Regions from separate parts of the Homo sapiens genome. Here regions 1 and 3 are each linked to region 2. Evidence: chromatin loops called from intact Hi-C (ENCODE). Cell type or tissue: PC-9. All regions are shown on one strand. Each heading gives the region's core, and the rest is flanking DNA. Links, peaks and the distances in the headings are about the cores only. Region 1 has its middle 5.1 kb from the start of HSD52. Region 2 overlaps LINC01358 (long intergenic non-protein coding RNA 1358). Region 3 has its middle 29 kb from the start of LINC02777.

Region 1 (10,045 bases), core at 2,050-7,049, 120 kb after region 2:
GGGCGCTAGGCCAGGGACCGCCGGGCCAGGGACCGCCGGCTGCGAGCAGCGGGAACGGACCTGCCCCGGGTCGCAGCGGTTTTTCCCGGGCGGGGCTGAGGCTGCAGGGAGGCGGGCGTTCCGGCGGAGGGTCACGGCCTCGCCGCCGGGACTTTCCTGGGGTGGAGGTGTGAGCACGTAGGAGCCCTGGCCTTTCCAACTTCCCAGGTCAGACTGGGGCTGGGACCACCCTGCGCGGCCTTGGATGCAGGGAACCAACCCAGTGCTAGTCCGCCCTCGCGGGGACCTGTCCTCTCGCCTGACCTATGAAGTCCGTCCCTGCCTCCAAGGCTCCAACAAAGTCCTTCTTTCCCCCAGAGTAGCAGTTCTCAAACTTGAGTGCATCAGCATCACCCAGAGGCTGTATTCAAACACGTTGCTGGCTCCCTCCACGGTTTCTGATTCTGTGGGTTTAGGGTGGTGATGCTGATTCCTCTGGTCAAAGGACCATCCCTGGAGAGCCACTGCCCTTTAGGTAACGATTTTCCCCTCATTTTTCTTCTGAACTCGGTCAGCACCTTGTTCAGCCTCCCACTGAGCCTGGAACCCTTGACAGCTGGGGAAACAAGTGCGTTGCTGCTAAGCCAGGAGGGCACCTAGGAATCCCAGCTTCCAATCCAGGGCGTTTTCCTCTGCATTCACTGCTTCTTTTACTCTCTTGGGAGCCTATGTGTGGGATCCAGAACAGGGCAGAACCCTGAGTAGTAAACGCTGAACGGGAAGCGAGGTTAGTTAAATCCAACTGCAGGAGAGGAAAAAAGAGTCCTTTTCTTCCGGAGAGGAGAGGGTACACAGAGGATGCCTGTCCACTGACCAAACCTGCCCTGAGCATCACCATTGACGCTTTCGTTCATTCAAAAAACAAAGTTAATTCAGCAGGTGCTCTATGCCAGGCACTGACTTGGTATGGGGGATAATGAAGGAAATAAAACCGAGATCCCTGTCTTTGGAGAACATACTTCCTAATAGGGAGATTAACAGTAAACACAATAAAAGGTAAATCAATGAATATGTTAGAAGGTAGTAACAGTTACAAAAAGAAAAACAAGAGTAGGGTAAAGGAGTGCAATTGGAGTTGCAATTCTAAATAAGATGGGCAGGTAGGCCTTATTGATGAGGTGAGTTAAGATATTAAGCCATAGGATAGCTAGGGGAAGAGCGTTTCCAACAGGGGGAACAGCCAGCGCGAAGGTCCCGAGTCAGGAGCATGCCTGATGTGTTTGAGGCTCATCAAACGGGCCATTGTAACTGGAGTAGGGGCAGGGATGGGGAAGAAGCTGAGTAGGAGATGAGGCCAGAGAGGTAAAAGGGCGGGCAGGAAGATGTTAGAGGTCTGGCCCAGCCATTGTTAAAGGATTGACTTTTACCCTCCAATTTGATTTACTGTTTTGCCCTAATGATTCTTGCCTCGTCCATCTACAAAATCTGCCTCAAAAACAGCCGTTAACCATCCCCTGGCTCACAGCTGGAGCTTGTTTTGAGAATGATACTATTTTCATAAGTTGGTGGGCCCCAACCTCTCAGATTTGGGGCTTGCAAAGGTTGCAATGACCCTTTCTGACCTGCAGATTAGAGAGTTGGTAATTCATATTTGCTTTCAGCATTTTTTTTTAATTTTCTCTCATCATTCCCCATACCTCCTCTGGGTTCTTGTTCCCCTGACGTACCTGCTCCCTGAAGCTTCCCAGATTTCTAGAGCAGCACTGTCCAATCAAAATATGATGTGAGACACATAATTAATTTTAAATTTTCTAGTGGCCACATTTAAAAAAGTAAAAAGAAACAAGTAAATTTAATATTAATTACATATTTGGTTTAACCCAATATACCCAAAATATCATCTCAACGTGTAATCAACATAAAAAATTAACACACTATCATACATATTTTCTTCTATACTGTCTTGAAACCTAGTATGTATTTTACATTTATAGCCCACCTCAATTCAGCCTAGCCACATTTCAAATGTGTCATAGCCTCATGTAGCTAAGGATTACCTGGCCAGCACAGTCCTAGGATACTCATGTTCCTCCCCAACTCCCTCTCCTTAATATAATTTCTGCTTCCAGACTGAGCTGACACTTCCTTCAAGAAGCCTTCCTTGATTTCTCTACTTCCTTCGTATGCCTATGAGAATGAAATGAGTTAATATATGTACATTGCCTAGGATAGGTACTGGCACATAGTAAACAATGGAAGTGTAGCTATCATTATAATACCATTTACTACGGTTGTAATAAACTGATCAGTTGTGTAACTATTACTTCACATTTTTCTCTCCCTGTTATGCTCAATGGTCCACAAGGAGAAAGGACCCTGCCTGCCTGTCTTTTTCGTTGCTCTTTTCTTGGGACCTGGGTCTGGCACAAACAGATGAATATTCAATATAAATGTATTGAATGAATGAATGAATATAAGGAAGTATGCTTGGGGTTAAGCTTAAGCATTCTAATTCTAATGTTGCAATGGATTAAAATCATAATCCTGGATGACAATGGTATCAGATTCCATGTTTATAGAGGTTCAAACTAGATCCTAAAGAGAAATGAAATCTGGTCTCACAAAGGGAAAGAAAAAAAAAAAAGACAAAAACAGGATGGTGTGGCAGAAAGGGCCCAGACTTTGAATTCAGATACACCTGGGTCTGAAGGCCTGCCACCTCACCTACTATTTGTATGGCTTTGGAGATGTTACTCAACTTCTCCAAGTCTCAGTTTTCCCATCTGTAAAATGGGATCTGAGCATCTCGTTGCGTTATGTACCTACATGTACAGTAAGTTTGTAAGTGGCAACAACACAGGCCCTAATCTCGGCTCAGCCACACTCAGTGAGGCTACTTAAGCTTTCTGTACCTACTGTGTGTGTGTGTGTGTGTGTGTGTGCGCGTGTGTATTCTTTTAGTAGTTAATGAGATATGATACTTTACATGTAATATTTTCTTTAATTTTCATTCAACAGCATGTGATCTTTCTTTTTTTCACTCCACCTTTCCCCCATCAAATGAGGAAGGAAAGCTCAAGCAGTTTACTATTTTGGGAAAATTGTGCCATCGTGCTTAGTACATAGTGTGTATCAGACTTAAGAAAAGGACAAGAATGAAACTATTAAAAAAATTTCTCCAACTGGCAATTAAAAGACAATGGGAAAACTGCTTCTATGTTTAAGAAAAAATAATTTAACTCTTAATTTTATTGCCACTTATCTACTTTTGACCATATATTGAGGATTCCCCCCCACCTTCCACCACCAGTGGAACTGGGGAATAAAACAACAAAGATTGAAGATGTAATGGAGAAAAGAGTGGAAACAACCCAAGACAGTGATGAAGGGGAATCTCATGAAATCATCTGTGTTGCAAATCTAGAGAGGTATGATGTACCACAGTGGAGTAACTGGATGGATGGAATTCACCTAAAAGGAGATATTCAGGGAAAAACAAAACAAACAAAAAACAAAAACAAAAACAAAAAACGCTCAAACTATTACACTAGGTTATATATATACATATATATTTTTTTTCTTTTTCTCTTCCTATTTTCCTTTTCCATTTTACGTGTTTCAAATTTACAAATAAAAATTGTAGATATTAAAAAAAAAAAGAAAGAAAGGCCCTTGGGGAAAACTGTAAAACTTGCCACTTTAGTCTCCACACCCTTTCAGCCTTCTTCAGCCTTCTTCCAGAAAGCCCTCTCTTGTGCCATGTTGGTTCCTGGAATTTTCTTCTCTCTCTAGTTCTCATAGATGAAGTAGTTCCCAACCACAGTCTATGAATTTTGCTGCTTGTTGAAGAGGAATGCCAGACACCTAAAAAGGGTTGGCACTTGCAGCTCAGCAATCTCAAAGCTCTCCATAGAGTTAAAAGCACTCTGCTACAGGGCTTTTTCCATTACATCCTTAATGTCCATTAATGCATTTTCCCCACTAGACCCCTGAATGTTATGGGCAGATATAGCCCATGTCTATCTCTGGATCTGAGCCCTTAGCAATCAGCTGCACACACAGTAGGTGTGGCTAAACCTGTGCTAAATGCATATGTGAATGCATGATGCATAAGTGACTGTGATTGCTTCCCCACCAAAATGCACAGAAGACTGACAGATGTGTGCGGTGAGAAGCTAGAATGGGAGGAGGTTGGTTGCTTGTTTAAAAATGAAACTGAACAGGCTGAGAAGCTTACTCACGCATCTGCTTTCCTTCAGTGTCCTCTGGGGAGGAAGGGGAGGGAGAGGGGGAGTTGGGAGCCTAGGAGGGCTGACAAGGTGCCCTCTTCAGCACTGAGTCAGCAACACCCGGCCCTGTGGACACAGGATGATCCTGATTTCAGGGGCTGAGTCACATGAATAACTGGAATAGTTGTTTAGATCATAATGAATTCCCAGAACCTTTCCAAGCCAACCAGCAGGCACAGGCTCTCTCCCTACCCGCAGCACTTTCCAGCTTTGTGACTTAGCGGAAAGAAAGAGGCCGAGCCTGGATCCTGGGAGAGGACAGGCTGCAAGGGAGTAGGGCACAGGGATCCTCACCGCTTCCATTGCCAAGCACTGCAGGTTGTTTCTGGACCTTTTTGTGTTTCAAGGAAGATGCTGAAAGAGACTGGCATTGCAGGCATGAATCCTGCACAGAGTGCACAGCTGTTGTGTTGCCGGGCAAATGTATGGGCCAGGGCCCTGGCACCTTACAGTGAGTGGTTAGGGTGTCAGTGATACTAAATGCCCTGGGAGTCCAGGAAAATATCCTCTGTGAAATGTCATTAGAGGTCTGTGTACCTTGGATGAAACAAGATATCTAAACTCTAGCCCTAGAAGAAACTGTATATGAGAGGGGGACGGCTAGCCTCCAAGGGATTTGGGAATGATGCATGATTCTACAGGTTGCATCTTCTAAGCTGCAAGTCAAGAGCTCAGCATCTCCCAGAAATGCCTGTTCTGAGCTCCATGGAAGTCCTACGTGAGTGCCTTGTCCAAAATATTGGCTCAGTTCAAAGTTTATGTCTCAGTGTTTCCTTCCTGAGAGTATCCAAAGAAGATCTCAGCCTTCTGTGATTTTGCTCTCCCCTCCTTGATATCACATCCACTATGAATGTCTCACCCAGGCCAGTGAACAGACCCTATTGCCACATTATTCATGTTTATGTTTGCTCTAGGGCAGTGGTTATCAAGCTTGAGCACACATCAGAATCATCTGGAAGACTTATTAACACAGATTTCTGGGTCCCACTCCCAGAGTTTCTGATTTAGTAGGTCTGGGATAGGCCCTACATTCCCAATAATACCCAGGAGATGCTGATTCTGCTGGCTCCAGGATCACACTTTGAGAACCCCTGCTCTAAAGCAATGTTCACAAGTGTATTTTTAGATCAAAGACCCATTGGAGAATCTGTCGAAAAGCTTTTCTACCACTTCCCAGTAAATAATACACAAATGCTAAAAAATCATTAAAATTTCTTTACAATTTCAGGGTTCACTAGATTTGCAGAAATTCATCCATGAACTTCTGGGTTAAAAATGAAAACTTCTGATTCTGGCCCAAACCAGAATTAATAAGTGGGATGAAGATTCATAAGGTATAGGAAAGCAGATTTTAACATTAATCAGAGGAACTGATTGAGCAAAGTAAGCATTTGTTTTGTAAAACTAGACTACCTGGTTTCAAATCCTGGTTCTGCCATTTGCCAGCTGTGAGCTGTGCTGCAGTTTTTGCATATGTAGACTTGGAATGACAATAGAACCTACTTAGTTCGTACATGCAAAGTGCATAGAATAGAGTCTGGTGCATAGTATAAAAGCAATAATTGTTCCCAATTTCTTTAGCTTGATTGACTCCTATTGAGTCAACTTCCTGATATATTCCAGGACTTCTCTACATCATCCCAGCATCCAGAGATCTAGTTTAGGTACTATGTCTAGTCTACTATATGGCAATATCCTCCCAAGTGTTCCCTTTATTCTGATTTCTCCCCTTCTCAATGCGTCCTCCAGACAGGATCCAGAGTGACCCTTCTAAAACTCATCTGCTATAGTTTGGATGTCTGTCCCCAGAAACCTGTTAAAATATGATCCTCAATGTTGGGGGTCAATGTTGGAGGTGGGGCCTAATGGGAGGTGTTTGGGTCAGGGAGGTGGATAGCTCATGAATAAATTAATGCTCTCCAGCATGGAGAGAGGTGAATGAGTTTTGCTCTGTTACTACTGCTCTGAATTGGTTGTTTAAAAGAGTTTGCTCACTCCCCTCTGGCTTCCACTCTTGCAATTTGATCTCTGCACATGTAGGCTCCTTCTTGCCTTTCACCACGAATAGAAGCAGCCTGAGGCTTTCACCAGGTGTCCAGTCCTCCAGCCAGCAGAATCATAAACCAAATAAACCTTTTATTTATTTATTTATTTATTTATTTATTTATTTATTTATTTGAGACAGAGTCTCGCTCTGTCACCCAGGCTAGAGTGCAGTGGCATGATCTCGGCTAACTGCAAGCTCCACCTCCTGGGTTCACGCCATTCTCCTGCCTCAGCCTCCCGAGTAGCTGGGACTGCAGGCGCCTGCCACCACACCCGGCTAATTTTTTGTATTTTTAGTAGAGACGGGGTTTCATTTCACCGTGTTAGCCAGGATGGTCTCGATCTCCTGACCTCGTGATCCGCCTGCCTCGGCCTCCCAAAGTGCTTTTGTTTGTTGTTTAAGAAATTTCCCAGTCTCAGGTACTTCTTTATAGCAACACAAACGGACTAAAACACCATCTCATTTTGTTGTCCTTCTGCATGAATCCTTCCAAAGGTCTCCCATCACTTAGGAGAAAGTCTGGGCTCTTGAGGATGTTATATGAGGCCTGCCTTGACCTGGGCCCTGCCCCCACTCAAATAGCATTGTTCACTCTGCTCCTTTTTCTCCCTTCTGTTTCTTGTCTGGAAGTGCAGGATGGTTCTAGGTGCACTATGCTTGCCTTGTCTAACACATAAGTTTACTCTGCCCTAAATGTCCTTTAGCCCTCTTTAAGGCAGACTTCTACAGGATATTCTTCAAGGCCCAATCTGAGTGTTTTCTCTGCACTTTGTTTGAATCTCCAGATAGAAATGGTCTCTTCCTTCTTTGTGACCTACCATGCCTTACATAGTGTGCATAAGTTTGTGACAGACACTGTTAGATATTCCCCCAATATCCATTCTCATCTTCTACGCTATGAGTCCATTTTCCAGACTTCCTTGCAGATAAGGTTCTGGATGCAAATTAAGTTCCACCAACAGTTACACACATACAGGATATGAAGCAAAGCAAAGTTTCTTGCTGCTTCAGATATTTTCTATTGGTGAACAGAGTTGTGGAGACATGAATTTTTTTTTTGCATCATATTCTAGTAACAAATCGACAGTTTTACAGTCGTCAAGAGTTAGTTTTAATAGCAGCAGTAACAGCTTCCTATGCTGGATTGCTGATTCTTAGAATGCAAGTATGTGGTATGTTACAGATTCAAGAATCTAAAACTCAGTAGTTCAACAGTTTTGGGCTACTACATTCTCCCTTCCTGATGGAGCGCAGGTAGTAGCTGTCTCTGGAAGTCCTTGCTAGAGCCTACAATCCACTCTTCCAGCCCTTGGGATGATTTTATAAACATCTAATCCCCCTATTAAAATCCTTTCTGCTTGAAATACCTAGAATGGCTCCCATTTCTTTGGGAACTAGTAGTAGGCCAAGACTGTGACTCATTTATCTTGGTATTCTTAGTATTCAAAATTGTCAAGACAGGCTTCTGGGAAATGAACCCCTTATTCAAAATTGCCAAGAGAGGCTTCTGGGAAGTGAACCCCTTAAAGAAGTGGGCAGACTGGCCAGGCGCAGTGGCTCATGCCTGTAATCCCAGCACTTTGGGAGGCCGAGGCGGGCGGATCACAAGGTCAGGAGATCGAGACCATCCTGGCTAACACGGTGAAACCCCATCTCTACTAAAAAATACAAAAAATTAGCTGGGCGTGGTGGCGGGTGCCAATAGTCCCAGCTACTTGGGAGGCTGAGGCAGGAGAATGGCATGAACCCGGGAGGAGGAGCTTGCAGTGAGCTGAGATCGCGCCGCTGCACTCCAGCCTGGGCCACAGAAGGAGACTCCATCTCAAAAAAAAAAAAGAAGAAGAAGTGGGCAGACCACTAACCTAAGTTGGAGAAGGCTTGTCAGTGGACTCAGGGCACGTCATTTATCTTCATTCACCAAATTAAATTTGAGTACAGAGCTGCTCTCAGACCAACAAACCAGCAAACATACACACCACCAGCAAAACAACAAAAAATAGGAATTGAAGGAATGACTGGAACCAGCAGTGTCAGGTCTGAAACAGGAAGACTCAGACCCTGCTCCTCATGGTGGGAGCATGGTAAGGAGGTACTGTCCTCTACAAGGGCCCATGACCCTCAGGGGACCTGTCAAGAGTCCAGGAGAGGAGAGGGAAAACTCCACCTCCCCAAGGAGTAGCTCCAACCAGCTTATGAGTCTCTTCAGAAAAACTGTGAAGAATGGAGAAAACAAGTATGGGTGGGCCTAGCACTGCCTCAGGGTCTGACGCACACATAGCTGGAGACCAGAGAGGTTGCTAAAAAGCATGCAGGAAAAAATCCATGAGCTTTGGATATCAGACAGACTTGTGATGAAATCCTAGGTCTGTACAAATCACTTTGTTATCTGAGACAAATTCTCCAAACTCTGTGAGCCTCTATCCCCTCACTCATAAACTGAAGATTATAATCTTTATTCCAAAGGACTGTCATGAGGGTTGAAGGGGAAGATGTGTGAGACTAGGCCTAGCATAGAGAGGGCCTGGCACTTTCTCAGCCCTCAGCAAGTCCTCTTTCTTATCCTCACTCTCTGGATGTGCCTTAAACTCTGTCTGGTATTATTTCTAGTCTTCCCACTTTGCTCTATAAAATATTAATTTACTGCAAGGCACAGTGGCACATGCCTGTAGTCCCAGCCACTTGGGAGGCTGAGGTGGGAGGATCACTTAAGCCTAGGAGTTCCAGGCTGCACTGAGCTATGATTGCACCACTGCACTCCAGTCTGGGTGACAAAGCAAGACCCTGTCTCAAAAATTTTTAATTTAATATTTTGTTTTGTTTTTTCATTATTTTGTCTGAAGGTAAGGCACTGAAGTTTCTGTGAAGGGTAATTTCTCAATCCATTCATTTGTCTGAAAAGGTTTGGGGCAGGAAGTAAGATTCCCGGAAGTTTTTAAGCACAGAGAGGATGGGAGGTAGAAGGGAGCTGTTCCAGGAAGATTGCTCCTGCCAGCTGGAGAGAGAGTGCATAAGTTGTCCTCGCAGTCTCTGTGTATTCATGTAGTCTATGCTCATCAGCAGGGCTATTAGCATTTGAGTCTAAGCCAGTCTTTCTGTGGCATCTTGCAGGACTCTGGGTTTAATGCAACTTCTCCTGCCATTGTGCCCTTTGTAATCTATGCCTTTTTTGTGTGAATTTCTCCACGAAAGGAACTAGATTTCCACTTAGTGAGAGAAATGGCTGTCTCAGATATCTCACTGACCTTTTCAATACAATATTTCCTCAGAGTAGAGAATACCAAAATTCTACGGAAAAGGCCCAAGCCCCAAAACACTAGGAGGACAATGCGTTTTTTTTGTTGTTGTTTTAAATGAGACTATGATATTCAAGGACCCCTTGGACCCTTCTACAAAGCCAGCTGTTGGGCTCGTCCAGGATGGGTGGGACTCAGGGAATGAGCCTCACAGGAATTAAAGGCATGAAGAAGTAGCCCCTGGGAGGATTGTAGTGATGACACATATAAAACCTCAGGGACATCAACCACAGAGCAACATCAAGAGATGGCCCCAATACCTGTTTGAGGCTGGAAATCAGAATGAGGAAGAAAACCACCATGACAGGGCATCCATTACATGCACAGCATTGTATGGCAGGGGCTATTGTAGCTCATGCAGACTGGGCATGAAACAGTTAAGCTGTCAAATCCTGAACTTCTGCAGCCACCGGGAATATTTGATGTTACTGCACAGG
Region 2 (10,045 bases), core at 3,303-8,302:
GCTTTAATAAAAGAAGGGGCCTGGAGGCATCACTGGTGATGGTAAAAAAAAAAAAAAAAAGCCATAATTTTATGTTTTTATAAGATTTTAAAATGTTAAAATCAAATTATGAGACATAAATCAGGATGTTCAGAAAAAATTATAAGAACCCTCATGATGTTTATCAATGAATGATCCGTTTGATTCTGTGCAGCCTCATGGCCAAAACCAAGCACAGAGTTAGTCAGATAACTGATCTCCTCTACACATATGATCTTCTTGGGGGACTCTGTTTGGCAAAGGAAGCTTTGGGGAAAGCTCATATAAACCACTGAGTATAGTCAAATGATTTAGACCTGAACACTTTTTAAAGTAGGAGTTATCTGTCCACTAATAAATATTTTAGTAAAGTGTCATGGAACATGCAGTTTTTTTTTAAGGTGGACAAATAATTTTATTTTGTGCATGCAAATACACGTCAAGTACTGCAAACTTTTTCCATCAATTTTCTCTCAAACACTGAAAATCATGATGTCCTATTTTGTGAACAGCCAAAGCTAGTATCTCTTCACTTCAGTGCCACAGCAAAAACATACAGAATTCACTCTTTGCTATTCACTATCATCATAACCCTCGTTGTTTCATCTCTGCCCTCCCCTCTTATACAGCCCTTATAAATTCTAGTCTTATCCCATTTAATCCTATTCCTATAGCACAAAGGCAAACATTACAATTTGGAAAATCAAATTGAAATCAATGGCATAGAATTTATTCCCATATATATCCCCCATTTCATTATACAGAATTATTTTAAGTTATAGTTAAAACTATGACATAAACATGCAGTTTTGAGCGATATAACTTGCCAATAAATCTTCCAGGTTAAATTAGTTGCCAATTATATTACTAAAGTTACCAGGAAAAAAACTTGAGCTATTGTAAGGGTTATGGGCTATGAGACAGTTATGTTTTTGTAGTTGCCAGCTCAAAATAAAGTTTCAGAAGTATTGATATTAAGCCACTCTTGCTGCCAATAATTTGATAGACAATCACTTATCCATTTAAGTAATAAGTTTAGTCAGAGGGAAGATTCTTTTTTATCATCTCTGTGGGAATGTGGGATGGCACACCTTTGTGACTTATTATACAACCACGATAGGTAGGAACCAGTGCTGGCCTTTGTAGTCTCAGGGTCTATATGAAGAGAGCCTCAAAAAATGATGCTTGTTGGTGATGCCAACAGAAGGTTGCAGCTCTTCAAAAAAAAAAAAAAAAAGAATAGGTCTGGGCATGGTGGCTCATGCCTGTTATCCCAACACTTTGGGAGGTTGAGGAGGGAGGATTGCTTGAGCCCAAAGTTCAAGACCAGCCTGGGAAACATAGCAAGACTTTGTCTCCCCCCCCCAAAAAAAAAAAAATAGCCTGGCATGGTGGTGTATGCTTGTGGTCCCAGCTACTCGGAAGGCTGAGGTGTGAGGATCTCTTGAGCCTTGGAGGTCAAGGCTGCAGTGAGGCATGATTGCATCACTACACTCCAGCCTGGGTAACAAGGCAAGACCCCCCTCCAAAGAAAAAATAATCAGGAAGTGAGTTTATTTTGCTTTCCCCTTGTGTAGTCAAATTGATTTGTGTTTGAGGCATGTGAAAGCTAAATGCCTGGCCCTGTATAGGTCATGAGTCATCCCTATATCCTACAGTTTAACAAAAGACAGCCCTGCCTGTTCCCTTCCCCTCCCCACGCCCACCACTGAAATCATTGTAGAGGTAGTGGTCTTCTAGTATGTGACCCTTGGGCTACAATATCAACAGGTTCTAGGCCATATTTCCTTCACATCCACGTAATGAGCCCCGAAACCCAAGTGTCCTATTTTCCTTGAGGACATCTAGACCCAAAGCATCCCCATTTTGGAAGCCCAGGGACTGTGGAGTGGGAAAATATGCCTCCATTCCTCTCCTTCACATGTGTTTTTAGGTTAAAAAAGGCAGGTGCAAATCACAACTGAATATGAAGCCTCAAAAGAGGCCAAAGCAAATCAACTTAACAAAAATAACTTCTTATCACCAAACCTGGAGAAAAACTTCAGCTGTGGCACCTCCAAGCAATGACCACGTCCCTGGCTGACTTAAAAGCCCCTTCAGGACCTCATGTTGATTGAATCCCCATGATCTAGCCTCAAGTGAGGGCTGAGTGGGCTGTTCTTGAGCCAAGTGTCTGTGGTTGTGGATAAATATATTAATATCCTAGCAACTTGCAAAAGCCAAAGTACTTTAGACAGAATTTGTCGTGCATTCTCTTAACAGGAGAGCAGGTTTGAGATGGAGATCTGAGGATATTCTGAGCCAAGCAAAGAGATTCTTAGTAAATACACAAATTCATTTCCTTCTGGTAATGCTTGGCTGCCCCTTGCAAATTGGAGTCATTTTCTCGTGCGGCCTTCTAGTGTTCTTCTGAAATTTGAGGTTTGCTCTGTTTTCAAAATGTAGAAACCCATCTCAGTCATCCACCAAGCTTTCACTGAGCAACCAGATGCAGGCATTGTGCAGGGTTATGAAAGTGGAGATGTTTAAGACACGGTTTCCACCTTCAAGAAGTACACTGTCTAATCAGGAAGACTCACTGCAACATCCAGACTCAACTTGCTACACCCCACCCTGGTGTCCTCCCACTTGCCCTTTCTTCTACCTGGATGGAATGCCCTTGGCTCTCTTCCTCTTCTCTTGGAGGCTTCTCTCCACCCCCACCCGCAGCTGAGTTGCCCACACCTCTGGGATGCTCTGTACTTTGGTCACACATACGTTTCACATTTTCACCGAGCATGAGATTATCTGATATCCCATTTATCACTTCTTCCAGACACATTCCTTCAGCCTGTAATGGTTCCTGGCACGAGACAGGCACACGATCATTATTGGTGGAATGAATGAGTGAATGAATTCACAAGAAACATATGGCACTCAGAAACCTCAGGACCTCAGCTTAAATTCTAGCTCCAATGCTCATGTGTTGAGTGAAACTGACTGAGTTATTTAAGCCTCCTATGACTCACTTTTTCTATTTGCAAAATGGGAATAAGGGTTGTTGTGATGATGAGCAAATTCTTGTTTAGTGCTTATCAAAATGACTGCCAACTGGTAAGCGCTTCATGAAGAGTAGCCATTAAAACAGTTATCACTAACAGACATCTACTGAATCCCGACTGTGTGCCAGATAATGTGCTAGACACTGAGGCTACAAAATGAATAAAGTAAGATGTGTGCTTTCAATGAACTCCCAGCCTGGCTGGGAAGATAGATGTTAACAGAAATTAAAAGGCTATCTTACTAAGTAAGTGGGATATTGGGAACATGAGGTGGGGCACCTAACCCAGGCTGGACCAGATCAATGAATTCACAAGAGAAATGGTACTGGGGATCATGAGAGCTAAATGGAAAAGTCAGAGTCAGAATCTTTAAGGCCTTCCCCAAACCCTGCTCTAAATATTCCAACATGCCTAAGTGTTTTCTTTCCTTATAAATCCCTTCCTCCAGCCATATTGCTGATTATTCTTATTCTGTGAATTACATAAGTGTATTGTTTTACAATTTACAAAAAATTTCCACACACCGTGAGTCACTGGATTCTCCCAACTTCCCTATAGGACAGATAAAGCAGATAATTTAATATTTAATTCATGGGTGAAGAAGCTGAGGCTCTGAGAAGTCGCACTGCTTCTAAATGATCCTAGCTAGACATAACCCCAGGGGCTGACACTAATTCTGATGCCCTTTCAGCTCCCACAGCCTGGACACTCATAACAAGCCAGGAGCCCACCACCTCTGCTCCTTTGCCACACAGTGCCCCCTACCTGGAATGCCATCCCTCATCCCTCGTGTTTGTCTAAATTCTCTTTCTCTTCTTTGAAGTCTCTGTTCAAACCTTAACTGCCTCCCCCTGCCATCTAGTCTCTCCCCTGTCCAGACAGCCTATAGGGGTCTCTTGAACTCCTAGAAGGCCCTCTCTCTAGGCTGAAATAGGACTCTGACATCCTATGGCGGCCTGTTTATGGTTCTTTTTCATGTGCCCATGTCTGCCTCCCCAACCTGGCTGTGAGCCCCTGGAGGAAGAAACTGTGTCTTACTAATCTCTGTGGTTCGGATATAGTAGATGCTTAGTAAGTGCCTGTTGATTAAATGAATGGTATAAAGGTTGTTGGTCAATCTTCTGTTTAGGCTGACAGAAACATACTTGTGAGAGAAGCAGACTAGCTTTTACTAGGCAGTTAGGCCCTGAGTGCAGAGATGAAAGACATAGTCTCTGCATCAGGAAGCACCAAGTCTAATCAAGAGACAGCAAGTACATAGATAATAACTATACATATTGGAAAGTTTCAAATAGAGTACAAAGTACAAGGTGCAATTGGAGAACAAAGGCCATGGGGGAGGAGGGAGTAGAAGGAGGAGATGAAAGCAACAAGAGGAAAGAGGGAAAGGTGAGGTCTGAAGAAAGTCTTATAGCGTGAGTAGAAATTGACCGGGGGTACAAAGGGTGGCAGAGTACAAAGTACAAGGTGCAATTGGAGAACAAAGGCCATGAGGGAGGAGGGAGTAGAAGGAGGGGATGAAAGCAACAAGAGGAAAGAGGGAAAGGTGAGGTCTGAAGAAAGTCTTAGAGCGTGAGTAGAAATTGACCAAGAGTACAAAGGCTGGCATGATGGGATATAGAAAGGGGCTCCATGGTCTAGAAGAGTAACAACAACAAGAAGAATAAAATAGCCCAGAGGCATGAGAGGAACTGAAATCAATATAAAACTTTCTTGAGGGATTATTTAAATACCATCCTGAAGTCCAGATAGATTCTACCTCCTGGATGGTTGGATGGATGGATGGATGGATGGATGGATGAATGAATGGGTATTATGAACATTCATGTAACAAGAGTAAAGAGGGTATAAAGAGGACGCATAGGTAAAAGATGAGCTCTTGATTCCGAATATTAGAATTGTTGTTATTAATAGCTATGCTTTTGTGTTAACAAAAGCAATATAAGTTTATTATTAAATAACCAGGAAATAAAGGTAAGTGATTTTTAAAGTTGCTCTTAATCCCGCCATCCAGATATAACCACTATTAACATATTTATGTTGGCCTTTCCACGCTTTCTTTGGTGTCTTTCTATCTTAATCATCTGTCTGTCCATCTAACTATACATTTGTTTACATATCGATGATCTTTTTATTCATCCACCCATTCATTTATCCATCTATACTTTTCCAAAACAAACATAGGCTCATTTGGTGCTTTACATTTTGTAACCAATTTTTCTAACCAATTTATTATAAGAATCCAGTTATTTCTACCTATTTTTAAGTCAAATGTTAATAGCCACATAATATTCCATCCTATGAAAGTACTACACTTGGTTTAATCAATCCTTTCCCCCTTGTGCAGTTATCAAACATGTTTTAATGAAGATTGGTGCTCTTCTTTTGGGCCAAAGTAACAGCAAAGGGGTTACCTTTCTCTAAAGTTTATGAGGCTCTGAGTTGATTGACCAAAACTTGAACTTGATATAGGGTCATATTAATCCTCTGACATAAATCAGCTGCCTCCTGAAGTGACGTCTCTATCTCCACTGTACCTTTCCCTGGAAATGCCAGACAGGGCAGAAGGGCCTCCCCGACAGTGCAGGTAAATTAGTGCAACCATCAGCAATCACAGGTTATCTTCTGCTGATGGAATCTGACAGCACCAGCTTTCCCACATCTTCACAGAGCTGGTGATGCAGAGCTGTCAACTAACACAGCTGCACGGAAATGCCAACGGTGGATTTATGGTGTGAGGCAGTAACTTTGTGACCCCCAGGTGGAAAAACAGATGGCTTTGAAATAAGATCAGTCAATGTGGCAAAATGGGAGAGGGAGGCACTTACCTTATAGTAAAAGAGAATCCATCCTACCACTTCCTTGAAACTTCAGATCTTCAATGGCTCCGTATTACTTACAGGAAAAGTCCTAAGCTTTTCAGTCCAGCAAAGAAGTAATGAATGTAGTGGAACAAGGACTGGCTGGAAAGCCAGAAGCTATAGATTCTAGCTGCTGTTTTGCTACCCACCAGTAGTGTGACCTGGGCAAGTCACCAGTTCTTGAGTTTATTTTCCTCAATCTCTAAAATGATCATACATAGATAATGTCAGAGTGTTTTGACAAATGAGTCAGTAAAAAGTCATGCATCATTCAAAAATCATTTACTGAGGGATTTAATGTGCTGAGGGTGGAGTTGAGCAAGATAGACCAGCCCCTGACTAGGGAACTTGCACTCTAGGAAGTAGGAGTCAGAACATAAAATAATCAGCAGACTATGGAACAGTGATCAAGTGCCGTGTTGAATACAAAGTGTTGGGGATGGTAGAGACCAACGTAGTGCCCGGGTTGGGTTGGGTGGTCAACAGATGATGACCTAGCAGCTATGGTTGGAATGAGAAGCTAAACAAGCCACACAGAATCTGGGGAGAAAGAATTCAGGCTGAGGGATAGCATAAGGCCCCACAGGCAAAGGTGAGCTTGGTGTTCAACTAACTAAATGCATATTTACTAAGTGTCCTTCTGCTAGATTCCAGGGATTCAAGGACAAGAATACCAGAGTCTCTGCCCTCACTAAGCTTAGGGTGGCCAGGCGCAGTGGCTCATGCCTGTAATCCCAACACTTTGGGAGTCTGAGGCGGGAGGATCACTAGGTCAGGAGATCGAGACCATCCTGGCTAACAGGGTGAAACCCCGTCTCTACTAAAAATACAAAAAATTATCCGGGTGTGGTGGCGGGTGGCTGTAGTCCCAGCTACTCAGGAGGCTGAGGCAGGAGAATGGCATGAACCAAGGAGGCGGAGCTTGCAGTGAGCGGAGATGGAGCCACTGCACTCCAGCCTGGATAACAGAGCGAGACTCCGTCTCAAAAAAAAAAAAAAAAAAAAAAAAAAAAAAAGCTTAGGGTGAAGGAAGCAGATGATTAAACAGATAGACCTTTTGCAGTATGATGAGCACTGTGATGATGAAGCAGAAATTTGGAATGCTTCTGGGAAAATGTGACAGGAGCTTCTACCTTAGCCCAGGAAGCTCAGGGAAGCCTTCCCTGAAGAGGTGCCCTGGAAGCTGAGATCAGATCAAGCAACATCAATTTTTTTTCAAAGCCATCATGGGACTTGAGTTCTAACCTACTGATGGTCTACCTGCCCATGCACATTCTTTGGCCACACCTGGGATTCTGCTGAACCCTAAGTGACTTTGCAGAAATTCTTTACTCATTTGGAGGAAGCCCAGGGCATTGCAAGGAAAATAGATAAGGTTCATTAAAGCATTCAAAAAAATATGTTGTCATATTTATTATCACTTACTGGTGTAGTTCTCAAACTTGAGTGCACATCGCAGTCCCTGGAAGTCTTGTTGAAACACAGATTGATGGGCCTCATCCCCTGAGTTTCTGATTCAGGAAGTGTGTTAGTCCATTCCTATGCTGCTATGAAGAAATACCCAAGACGGGGTTATTCATAAAGAAAAGAGATTTAATTGACTCATAGTTCTGCATGGCTAGGGAGACCTCAGGAAACTTACAATCATGGCGGAAGGCAACTCTTCACAGGGTGGCAGTAGAGAAAATGAGTGCAAGCAGGGGAAATGCCAGACACTTATAAAACCATTAGATATTGTGAGATGCACTCACTATCACGAGAACAGCATGGAGAAAACCACCCCCGTGATTCAATTACTCTACCTGGTCCTGCCCTTGACACGTTGGGATTATGGAGATTACAATTCAAGGTGAGACTTGGGTGGGGACACAGAGCCAAACCATATCAGGAGGTCTGGGTAGGGCCTGAGAATTTGGTCAAGCAAGTTCTCAGGTGGTGTAGATGCTACGAGTTGGGAAACCACACTTTGAGAACCACTGACTTTGAGTGCTTGGCATTTGGGACATAGAGGTGGTTTTCTAATTCCCCTTAAAGCTGGTGGAGGGGAACAGAGAGAACAGAGCTAGGGACTGGAGCTCCCAGGCCCGTCCACTTGAGGCCCTCTCCAGCCTGGTTTCTCCTTCAGAGATTTTATAGCCAGCAGACCCCAAAGTACAACATCTAGCCTTGCTTTGGCATTTGTGTTCTAATGTGTAAATAAACTTGAAACTTTTCCTAATCTTCTGAGGAAAAAGTAGAGGGGTGTTTGCCAAGTACTGTGGTCTGAATGTTTATGTCCCCCAAAATTCATATTCTGAAATCCTGACCCCCATGGTAATGCTATTAGAAGGTGGAGCCCTCACAACTGGGATTAGTGCCTTATAAAAGAGGGCCCAGAGAGCTAGCTAGCCCCTTGTACCATGTGAGGACACAGCTAGAAGGCTCTACGTATGAAAAAGAAAATAGGCTTTTGCCAGACATCAAATCTGCTGGCACCTTGATCCTAGACTTCCCAGCATCCAGAACCATGAGAAATAAATTTAGTCTATGGTGTTTGTTACAGCAGCCCAGATGGACTAAGACTCCAAGCCAAATAAACAAGCTCCAAATGCACATTCTCATCTTGTCCTCTTGGGTAGTTTTCTCTCAGTTATTTTTTTCTCAGTCAGGGAATTGCCAAAGTCCATACTGATCCCCTACTGGGTCACACTCCTCAAATACCACTCTGGTCCAATGTGGCCTCTGGACTCTGATGACATCAGGATAAACCCACACAGGTATCTTGTAGTGAACAAAACCCCAGCCTTGCAATCGCATAATTCTCACTCTGAATTCCAGGACAACCGCTTAGCAAGGATCCTTTGTGGGAGCTACTTGAAAGCTCTTTGAGCCTTAGAATAGTGCAGGGAGGGGCAGCAATAGCTCCACAGGGTTGTTGGGATAATTACAGAAGACTATGAATGTCATACCTTTGGGTATAGTAGGTGCTCAGTAGGTTAGGGATGCTTACAACAGTCTGTCATTTAAAGTGGTCCTCGACATAGAATTGCTAGCTCCAGGCCCACCACCTTCTCCCATATTTCCCCAGGCCTCAAGGGTCCGCAATGGGTGATGGTGGGGTTATCCTGCCATGCCTACTATGCTTTCTTCCAGGACACAATTGCAGGCCCTTGACATCTTTTGCCTGGATTATTGCAACAGCCTCCAAAAGGACTCGTCTGTCTCCATGATACCCCTCCATCCTCCTCTGCATCATCACCAAGGGAATCTTTGTAAAGCAAAGGCATGATCATGCTTATCACCTGGTGGAAACCCTTCAGAGACTCTCCACTCCCCAGAGCAGGCACCACATCGTTAGAGTCTACAGAAGGCAGGAGGAAACAGAAATGAGTGCCGGGTCCATAGGTAGGCAATGGGGAGCAGTGGGGATTGCGGTGAAATGGAGATTGGCTGTCTAAAGGCATCCAAACTCAGAATTCTGTAAAACCTTCTATGGGCCAAATAAAGTTTGTCCTGAGATTCCATGCCTGGCCTTGAGTACCAGTGTGTGAGAGCTGGCCTGGCAAATGAGGTATAAGCTCCTTAGCCGGGCTAACCAGGTTCAGCCTCCTTCTTGCTGTGCCCCGCCTCACTTACAATTCATATAGCGACCAAACTGTCTGCAGTACCTCCACACCTGCCATGCTGGTCCTCAGCCATGTCCTTTGATCAAGTCTGGAAAGCCCTTCCCTTGCTCTTCACTTGGTGAATGAAGAAGTCCTGCTCATCCCTTTAAAACTCAGTTCAGGCAACACCTCCTCCAGGAAGCATTGTTTCGCACTTATTCTCAGGTTTTCCATATGGATATGTATCTTTTCCTAGTGTCCCAACAATATCTGTTGCCTTTCTTCATCATTATAATTATTAAGTGGCAATGGCAATATAATTATCTCTTTTGTTGCCTCTGTCTCCTCTGCTAAGGTGTAAGCACCTAATATCAGGGACCAAGTGTTAATGGCCTTTGTGTCTAGCAATAATGAGGTGTTCAATAATTGTTAAACGAATGAATGGAGAGGCAGGTCCCCCTGCCACCGCGCCTCCACTCTCCCATGAGGTAGGAAGCAATCTGAACAGTGAGTGGCACAGCAGCCACTTGGGAGAGGCATA
Region 3 (10,045 bases), core at 2,212-7,211, 96 kb before region 2:
CTGGTAAAATTTATAACCCAAGAAGCTACACTGTACTTCACCAGGGGCTTGTTGCATCCTTCCAGACCCCCTTTTCCCCAAGACTAGAAGTGTGGCTCCCTCTTTCCCACCTTCGACCTCCTCAACTCCAGGGACCTTTGCTTTATTCCGCGGCAGCCACCTATACTCAGAGCCGCACCCAGCTTTCATCTCGGCTGGCTACTGCTCCACCTTTGAAATCTCAAATAGCTGGGTCTCACTCTGACCCCTCCCTCTTATCTTTTCAGAGCTCTCCTCAGACTGACTCATTGACCTCCTCCTGAATTCCAGACTCTGAACCCCTTTCTCTGTTCCTTCCCAGTCTTTCAAACCTTATTGGTTTCTCGGATTTGCAACTTGCCATACCTCTTCCCCCTGCCACATTCATGGATGCATGGAGCAGGAGCAAGAAATAGACCTTTGTGTCTGCAGCCACCTAGAATTTTTTTTGTAATTCCTGTAGTATGACCTGGCTCATCTTGACTGGGGCACCTGCCTCTTAGGTGCATCTGAAGACCAAAGAGGTCACGTCTACAGAGCACTAAGCCCAGTGCCTGGACAATAATAACTGCTCAAGAAACATTAGCTGTTACTCTTACCCACCAAAATCACAGGGGCCACACACTGCCCTGTAATGTGTTTGCAAATTCCCAGTCAGATCCCTTCTCCTCTATGCAGTAGCGATTCCTATTATTTGTCATCCCACCAAACCTTCAGCCTTTGTAGAGAAAATAGAGGTAATCAGGTAGGAACTGTCTCAATAATTCTCACTCAAATTTATCTGCAGGTTTCCTTTCTGATCAATTTCCTTCCTATTTTAGAAGCAGTTGGGTATCTCCTGACCATAAGAACTGGAGGACAGACAGTGGGGTGACTTCTAAGACCAGGAAAGGTTGAACATTCATTCATTCATTCACTCATAAACCCCTGGGCCCAGAGAAAGCCCAGGTTTGAAGATTGAGACCTAAAGGGACTGCTATGCCAGATCTATTTTTCTTTCCCAAATAGTCCCTCCGCCCTCCTTATGCTCTCTTTTGTTTGCCATTCTCCCTCCCCACCAGGTACATGAGTAGTCAAAGCTGGGAGAGGGGGAGGACTGGACTGAAGCTCATGAATTAGGCCATCCTGTCACTGTCCCGGGTTTCAGGGGGAAAGGGAGAGAAGGCCAGTGAAGATCTTTAAGGAAAGCCTCAGGAAGGAGGTAAAGCAGGGACTATCCTTCTAGAACCTCTGTCGACTCTCCTGGCTACGTGAGCAGTTGACGTACGTGCAAAGGAAGGCCTGCATGCTTCCCCCTCTCCAGACAGGTTTCTCTGGAACCCCAACAGACAGACAGACAGTGATCTTTCTCCTCTCCAGACATCCTCAGCCGCCGCCGCTGACTCAGCCTCCCCGCCCTCCCCGTGGGTGGAGTAGGTAGGCAGCCCAGTCCCTGGGGTTGAAGCTGTAGGTGACATAAGGGCAAAGTCGCAAACATCTGCAGATATGAGACCTTTGATTTCTCCCCAAACCCCAGAACATTCACAACTCTGTCTCCTTTACCTGTCAGTCAGCCCCACCTTCCAGTTCCAAACCCAGACAAACTTCAGTTCCTTCTGTAGGAGATTGGAACACAGTGTCCCTGGAGGCACAGAAGGCCCCAGTTGAAATGACCTTTGGGACTAGCTAGCATTCCCTTTGAGGAGAAACAGGACTTCCCACCCATTCCAGAAAGGTCCAGGAGTCCTGGCTACAACATCTGAAAAGAGAGCAACTGACATCCCGGATGACTTACTTGTTCAGCACAGCAGACACAGCACCTTGGGTCTATAAGAAAATGTTTTCTTATAGAATAGTAAGATCTTTGTCTTCATGTCAATGTAGTTGTAAAGTATAATTTTACGCACACACACATACATGCACACTTTTCTGGAGAAAGGAGTCCACATAGGCAAAATTGCCTAGGGCCTGTGAAAATCATATTGCAGCCATGCTCATATCACCTCTCTAGGACTCAGTTTTCTCTTCTATAAAATACAGATCACAACACTTTCCACACCATTCCACCTCCAGTTTCACCAGTGTTCTGCCTGAACATCAATGACCTTAACATTTTCAGATTTGAAATGTTTGGAAGCCCCCCACATATACAATATGTAACAGCCAGATTCCTTAGTGTTGCATTTGAGGCCTTTCACTGTTTTCCACTTGGAGCTTCTACCTCGTACACAACTCTCCAGCTAGGAACATCATAACTCGTGCTGGTTGTTCTCAGAACAGGCTGAGCCTTGAGTTCCAGCGTGTCTTTGCACACTTAAAGCCCCTTTGCTTCAAAAGCATTCCCCTCCTCTTCTCTGCCGAATGGTCTCCTATGACAGCACAGCTAGCGAATTTGCAGCATCCAGTGAAAAATGAAAATGGGGGGCTCCTTGCTCAAAAATCGTTGAGAATTTCAAGATGGTAGAGCAGAACATTCAATCATGTATGGGGCTCTTCTGTGCTCATGGCCCTGTGGGCCTGCCCATGAAGCCATCTCTGCCTACTCCTTTTCTGAGATCACCTCAAATGTCACCTGATCTTTGAAGCAGTTTTTACTCTCCAAGACCAACAATAGGAAGACACAAAACGAAGCACTTCTTCTGTTCCAGGCATCATGCCAGGTGCTTTACAGATAAGGTCTCATTTATTCCTCACAACCACTCCATGAGGTAGGTAGTATTATGATCCCCATTTCTCTGATGGGTAAACTGAGGCTCAACAAGCAGTTGACAGAGTTGGCATTTAAACTGAGGGCTGCCTGAGCTTAGAGCTCATGGTCTTACCTATCAGGCTGCACCAACCCTTTCCACCACATGGTCTTTCAGTCTTGCTTCTGCTCTCCAATTTATAGAGACCCTAGGCCCGGGTCCTGTTCCTTTAGTCTCTGGGTATCCACCCCCTTAGCATGTCTGGTCCCCAAATACCCCAAGAGGCCAGTAGCTTTCCCAGCCTAGAGTACCTTCAGGTTTCCCAGGAGACATATGTGGAATCGAAACACTTTTTCCTTTGGGAATTATCGGTCATCCCCACATCCCCTGTGTCCCCAAGTCCAGTCCATTTGGTTTCTTTAAAAGGTATCTTGAGCCCCATGCCTCACTCCCAGTGCCAGTGTTAGCTCAGGCCTTTTTATCCTCTGCTAGACCTCAATGTCCCCTTCACTAGCCCTTCTAAATGCAGGCCTGACCATGTCACCCCTTCTTAAAATCCTTCAGTAGCTCCCCACTGCCCTCAGGTCCCTTAACCTGGCACACAGGACCCTGCCCACCCCTCGACTGGAACCCTCCCACATGATCATCACTAATTAATTACTTACAATTTCCAGAAGGAGTCATGTCTTGTCATGCTCCCGTGACTGTGCACATAATGTTCTCTTACCAGGAATCTGATCCCATAACACTTGGAAAACTCCTCCTAACGAGCCGAGGCTCATTTAGCATCACCTCTTACAGGAAGCCTTTCATAACTCCTGGCTCTTCCAAAGGCTGAGTTCCCATAACGTCCAGGCTTACTTCTGGCCCATCACTTAACTGTATTTATCCCAATTGGGCTGAGAGCCCTTCGAAGGTAAAAACTGTATCCAAGTCACCTCTGCATCTCCAGCCTCCAGCATGGGACCTCTTTGGCAACTGGAAGCACACAGTAGGTGTTTTCTGAGTAAAATCTATAGATGAATGATGTTCACCTGTCTGGCGTCAGGGATGCCCTTGCCACATCCGGGGGACAGCTACATCTTGGCAGCAGACAGAGAACAAACATCCAGGTGAGAACAGGACCACTGAGAGCTCCAGAAGGAAGCAAGATGGATGGCTTGATTACCTGATGTGCTTGAAGATTCTGAGAGCAGACTTAAATTTCTCACTGAGGGGAGAGGGATGTGTGTACCTAGGAAATAAAGCTAATAGATTTTTTTTTTTAAATGAGGCAGCAGTTTCAGTGAAAAGAATAAGTCATATAAAAGCAAAAATTTAATCATGATACAATATGGCTTAGCTGTGATTTATGTGGTCACAATGCTATAAAAACTAATCTAACAAAAGGAATGTTATATCTAGATTGGAAAGTTGGGAAAGGTAAAGTGTTTCCATGACAGAAGAGAGCTAAGTCGTTCTCTTTTGTAATGGAAAGTCAGTAGGCCATATAACTAATGAAAAAATTAAGAAAGAGACATGTAGACATAATATTTAGAAGCACGGACTTAAATACTGGAAGAAATATTGAACAGTGGCTGTCTCTGGGTGGTAAGATTTGGGCGTGGAGGGAAATGGGGCTGGGGAATGGGCTTTGTAGAACTATCTGACTTTTTGAACTATGTACATAATATTGGTAAGACACAAGATTAATTTTTAAAATACTGCTTGTGGTTTGAAGGCAGGAAAGTGTTGCAAGGCAAGCACGTCTGTCCAATCAGTCTGACTAATCTCCCTGAAATGCCACCTTGGGCATTTCTTCAGAGCCCTCTCAGGCCCAGGAACTGGACTGGGCTGGTCCGCCTTGCAATGCCCTCTGTGGCCTGGCCCCACCCTCCATGCACACGCCCTTTGCACCTCATTGACTGGCATCCTGCCATTTCTCCTGCAGATGCTATACCTCTTACCTCTAGGCTTTTGCCTAGGCTGTGCTCCTGCCTCTGTGTAATGCCTTTCCTCAATCTGCCCTCCCAGCTCCTTCCTCCAGCTGCCTGGGACAAGTGTGTTTGCTTTACCCCAGGACAGCCCTGCATTCAAGGGAGATTTTATTTGCTGCTTTCCCCTGGGCCTTTCTGTCTTGGCTCACACAGTTTGACAAAGTAAGAAGCCCTAGCAAGCCATGTTGCAGGCTCACCTCTTCTGTCTCATAGTTGAGGGCCTCTCTGAGTCTGTATCTTTGTCTGGAAAATCGAGATCTTCAGGCCTACTTGCCAGGATGTTTGTGAGAGTAGGTTGATGTGATGTTTATCAGAGATCTCAAGATAAACATCCTATTTCCAGTCCTCTCTTCTTTTGAAAAATCTCTGCCTGATAGCAGCTGTAGCTGCAGCAAGAGCTAATATCTATAGAATGTTTACAGTGTGACAAGCACTGCACTAAGTCATGCATTGTTTCATTTAATTCCCACATGACCCTCATTTTACAGATGAGGAAACAGAAGCTCATTGAAGGCAACTTGAAGGTGGATCTACATGTCCCTCCCCCACATTAGACCACAAGAGGCTCAAAGATAGGGAGAAATGCACACTCATGTTAAAGCTGCATTATTCACAACAGCCAAAAGGTGGAAGCAAGACAAGTAAGTGTCCGTTGATGGATGAATGGATATACAAACTGTGGTATATACATATGATAGAATATTACTCAGCCTTAAAAAGGAGGGAACACGCTACACATGGATGAACCTTGAAGATATTATGCTAAATGAAATAAGCCAGACACAAAAAGGCAAATAATGTATGATTCTACTTATATGAGGAGGCTAGAGTAGTCAAGTTCAGAGACAGAAAGTAGAATGGTGGATGCCAGGGGCTGGGGGAAAGGGGTCCAAAATTTTACTTTGGGAAAATGAAAGTTTTGGAGATGGATGGTGGTGATGGCTGCACAGTGCAAATGTACTCAATGACACTAAACTGTAATTTTAAAAATGGTCAAAATGATACATTTAAGGTCATGTATATTTTACCACAATAAAAATATTCTTTTTTTTTTTTTTTTTTTTGAGATGGAGTCTTGCTCTGTCACCCAGGCTGGAGTGCAGTGGCACAATCTCGGCTCATGCAACATCTGCCTCCCAGGTTCAAGCGATTCCCCTGCCTCAGCCTCCTGATTAGCTGGGACTACAGGCACCTGCCACCACAGCTGGCTAATTTTTTGTGGTTTTTTTTTGTTTTGTTTTGTTTTGTTTTGTTTTGTTTTGTTTTTTAGTAGAGACGGGGTTTCACTGTGTTAGCCAGGATGTCCCAATCTCCTGACCTCGTGATCCACCTGCCTTGGCCTCCCAAAGTGCTGGGATTACAAGCGTGAGCCACTATACCTGGCCAAAAACATTCTTTTTAAATGTGGTTAGAGACAGAAAGTAGAATAGAGGTCACCTGGGGCTGGGGGGAATGGAAGGAAGGTGGGTTTTTTTGTTTAATGGGTAAAGAGTTTTTTTGCTGGGGATGACGAAAAATTTTGGATGTAGATAGAGGTGATTCACACTACATTGTGAATGTGTTTAATGTCCCTGCATTGGACAATTATGAAGGTTAAAATGATAAATACTATGTTATGAGTATTTTCCCACAATTAACAAAAAATGGAAGGGAGACCCTGTGCCTCTTTGGTTTTTCTGGACCTAGAGGCTCAAGCGGGGTCTGGCAGACAGTAAAGGTTTACTTGAGAGCATTTGTCAGTTTGAATAGGCTTTTGTTGGAAGGCTGCCCACAGGAAAAGAACCTGAATAAGAAGGAACAAGATCAGGATTCCCATCCTGACTCAGTTTTTTGGCTAATTCTAGCTTCCCCCTGGTCAAAAGTTCCATGTATATATGGAATCCCCCAAGACAAAGACTCGACTGTAGTAACATAGACAGCAGCTATTAATCGCTAGGCTTTTTACATACACATAACTGTAGCCAACAATTATTGTATACAGTCATTGCCGCAGGGAAATTGGTTCCAGGACTCTTGTGGATACCCAAATCCAAGGATGCTCAAGCTCCTGAGATAAAATGGGGTAGTGTTTGCATATAACCTACACACATCCTCCTGTACACTTTAAATCATCTCTAGATTACTTACAACACCTAACACAATGTCTAGACATCACTTCACTTGTGTGGATTTAACATAGTACTTGGTACATGGCAAATTCAAGTTTTGCTTTTTGAAACTTTGCAATTATTTTTTTCCTGAATATTTTCAATCTGCAGTTGGTGCAATTCATAAATGCAAGACCCACGGATCCAAGAGGCCGACTGATACTGTTCTAAGCACTTTTCATGCCCTACTACAATACCTCTGGGATTGTTACTATTATAATCCCCATTTTGTAGCTGAGAAAATGGAGACTTACATTAACTAACCTGGGAGAGGTCAATAGCCAGGCTGCAGGGAGACTCAGATTTGCCCCCAGATGGTCTGGTTTGCTTAATGATCATGGTACTTGCCTTGACTCTACTCTGATGGCCCCAGCCTTTCTGCATTTCCTCCAGCCCCGCTCAGGAGGGAAGGAGAAGGCCCTTAAAGGGAGGAGGGAAGTTAAGGGCTTCCGAGGCAGGAGGCTTCTGAGGCAAGAAGGCATTAATACAAGATGAGGTTCTCAGGTCCCCAGCAGAGCTCTCTGCTGTCACCCATGTCACAGAAGCAGGGCAAGTCAGACTGGCGAGATGGGCTCCACATTGGTACAAACACAGGCTTGGGCATGGATCAGGATGATTTGGTTCAAGGGCTGGCCCAGTATTTGTTGGTCACGTGGCCCTGGACAAGCTACTTCACCTGTGCAATCCTCTGTGTTCTCATCTGTAAAGTGGCGACAGCAGCGGTATCCATCTCACTGGGTTTTATGGGGATTAAATAAATTAGTAAACGTAAACCTGCTAGTGAGAGTGGTGCCAGGCATGGCAAGCCCCACTAGCAGAGAGCTAGGATTGTGCTTGCGAACTTCCTGGAGTGATGTTGGGCAACTTCTCTTTCTCCCTGAGCCCCGCTGATCTCAGGTATGAAACAGAATTTCTAAAACTAACTCCACAGATTTGTTGTGAGGATTAAATGAATACTGTGTTTTGTATTAGTATCTGTTTATAAAGTTAACTTGTTCTCAAAAGTATTTAAGGTGGCTAACAATACAAGATTAGTTTTAATTTGAAAAGAAATAATTTGAGACTAAGAGAAAGGGGTGGTAAGGAAAAAGAACACCTACTATGTACCCATAAAAACTGAAAATAAAAAGAATTAAAATTAAACAGATCTTTAAAAAAAAAAACAGAAACAAGATCCTTTTTAAAAAGCCCTGGCTGCCCTGGCATGTATTAGGCACTCTATAAATATTTGTTATTATTTTCCCGGCTGTAATACCTGGTCCCAGTGGTTCTGGCTACTTGAGATATAGTTAATTTCAGGCTGATTTAGCATTAGGGTGACAGGGAGGATGGAGGGTATTGAAATGTACTCTTCCTGGCAAAAGGAAAGTGGAGATGAGCTTTGAGGATTTGAGTCCCATCTCTAGCTTCAGAGAAGTTCAGACTTTATTTACATTACACCTTGGGCTTCTGGGTACAATTGCAGTTGATGGAAAGGTTCTACTCAAAGAACAAAAGAAAAGAAAGACAAAATAGGAAAATAGAAGAGAGGAAATATGCTGATTACTCTAATTCCCTGTTTACAGAGACTATACTGAGACCCAGTAAAAAAGGGAGCTAAACACAATTGGCTGTTTATATTTTTTTGAGGTTCTTCATAGGGAGAAATCCGCTAGTCACAAAATTAATCATTCATCAAATCATCTTCATTCAGCAACACTTACTGAGCACTTACTATGTGCGTGCCATTGTCCTAGGAACCAAGCTATGAATTAGACACATTTCTGCACTCAAGAAGCTCACAGTCTAGAAGTGGGGTCAGAGTGAAAGGTGCTACCCCAGGGTTGCAGTCCATTGATGGGGAAGTCAGCCTAACTTGAGGGGTCCAGAACAGCCTTACAGAAGAAAGCCTCACAAAAAAGAGGATACTGAGTTGTATCTCGAAAGAAAAGCTGGGTTTTGTCAGGGAGCCAGTATAGAGAGACAGAGGTTCACCCCATTGCCTAATCTCAGCACTCCCTGCAGTTTCTGCCCTTACTTGTTAGTCCTTGTTTAGCTATCTTTTCTGCCAGTCTGGAACTGATGTGTGGGCAGGGGCCTTGTCCATTTGCCCATCCTGTATCCAATGCCTCTAGCACAGGAGAAGGAAAGAAGAAAGGAAGGGAGGAGAAAGGGAATTCCAGGCAGAAGGAAGAGCATATGCAAACATTCAGAGGTGGGAAGTAATATGGTTCTAAGAAATTTGGGTTGTTCTAGATGGTTCTGACCACAGCAGATGATTTGAGTTAGATCAGACATTGAGTGTCTTATTTCATTTTGTAGATGATAAATTGTGTGTCCTGATTCTGGATTCAGAAAATATAACACTTTTTGGTGGTTGGTACTATTATGGTAACATTAATGCCCATGGAATCTGGAATCTCAGATTTGGAATGATGAGCTTCAGGGCCCTTCAGGTATATCCACTCATGCAACAGACCATGAATAGTGTACCATGAACAGAAGATGTGGTTCCTGTTCTCTAGCAATCTGGCCATCCTAGTGTTGCTGTCAGCTGCCTTAAGTGTGCTGCAGGATGTCTTACAGGGCACAACTTCTGGCTCTTACTAGATAATAATTGTCCATAAGTATTGAGTGTCCAGTTTGTGTAATGAGCTTTACATACTGTTGTTTCATAGACTCTAAAATGTGACATATCTTAATTTCAGAGATGCTGAAATCAATAATTTAAGTTCTATGAGATATGGTACAGTTATCTTTAATTTTTTTAACAAACAGGTAGTAACTACATCTACATATTGAAAACTAAGGCTAAGTGAGGTGCTACACCTTGTCCTCAATATCACAGTTCATAATTGCCCGAGTTGTGTGCTCCAAAGGCCATTTATCACCCACCTGATGGCCCGCATTGACACTTTGAGTACTCAGGGTATCCCTCTTTTTCTTTTCTTTCTTTCTTTTTATTTTTTAAGAGGTGTGGGGTCACTGTGTTGCCCAGGCTGGTCTCAAACTCCTGGAGTCAAGCTATCCCACTGTCTCGGTCTCTCAAAGTGCTGGGATTACAGGTATGAGCCACCACGCCAGCCAGGATATCCTTATCATTAATTTTAAAAATCTTTGTAAAATTTCAGTCATTTTTGCCACACAGGCAAACCTCTGTCCCCTCGTCTTGCTGCCGTTCAGCCTGGAAATATTTCAGCTTTGCTTCCTCTTCCTAGTATTTGTTGGGTGAGCAGACTAGTTTGCCCCCGTAATTTCA

What was found. Peaks named below come from ENCODE experiments on the same cell type or tissue, not always from the same donor. Only the 100,000 strongest peaks of a DNase experiment are listed, where the experiment ranks them.
Region 1: it touches region 2 in a loop (7-fold over the local background); 5 of 110 quality-filtered maps call a loop at or near these places.
Region 3: it touches region 2 in a loop (5-fold over the local background); 5 of 110 quality-filtered maps call a loop at or near these places.

What each region holds. Positions count from the first base shown.
Region 1 is chr1:59,146,904-59,156,948 of GRCh38, forward strand. No RefSeq gene overlaps it. Among named protein-coding and RNA genes, the nearest start is that of HSD52, 5.1 kb to the left of the region's middle. RefSeq lists a silencer at 1-62. In PC-9, for the core only: no CTCF peak of the experiment used is centred there; a DNase peak (open chromatin) is centred at 4,338; H3K4me3 peaks cover 1,075 bases; H3K27ac peaks cover 3,006 bases.
Region 2 is chr1:59,023,809-59,033,853 of GRCh38, forward strand. All of the region lies in intron 2 of LINC01358 (long intergenic non-protein coding RNA 1358), which reads left to right. Among named protein-coding and RNA genes, the nearest start is that of LINC01358, 8.4 kb to the left of the region's middle. RefSeq lists an enhancer at 2,775-2,834. In PC-9, for the core only: no CTCF peak of the experiment used is centred there; a DNase peak (open chromatin) is centred at 6,173; H3K27ac peaks cover 1,504 bases.
Region 3 is chr1:58,928,495-58,938,539 of GRCh38, forward strand. No RefSeq gene overlaps it. Among named protein-coding and RNA genes, the nearest start is that of LINC02777, 29 kb to the left of the region's middle. In PC-9, for the core only: CTCF peaks have their summits at 5,269 (motif pointing right) and 5,468; DNase peaks (open chromatin) are centred at 4,597 and 5,147; H3K4me3 peaks cover 484 bases; H3K27ac peaks cover 4,816 bases.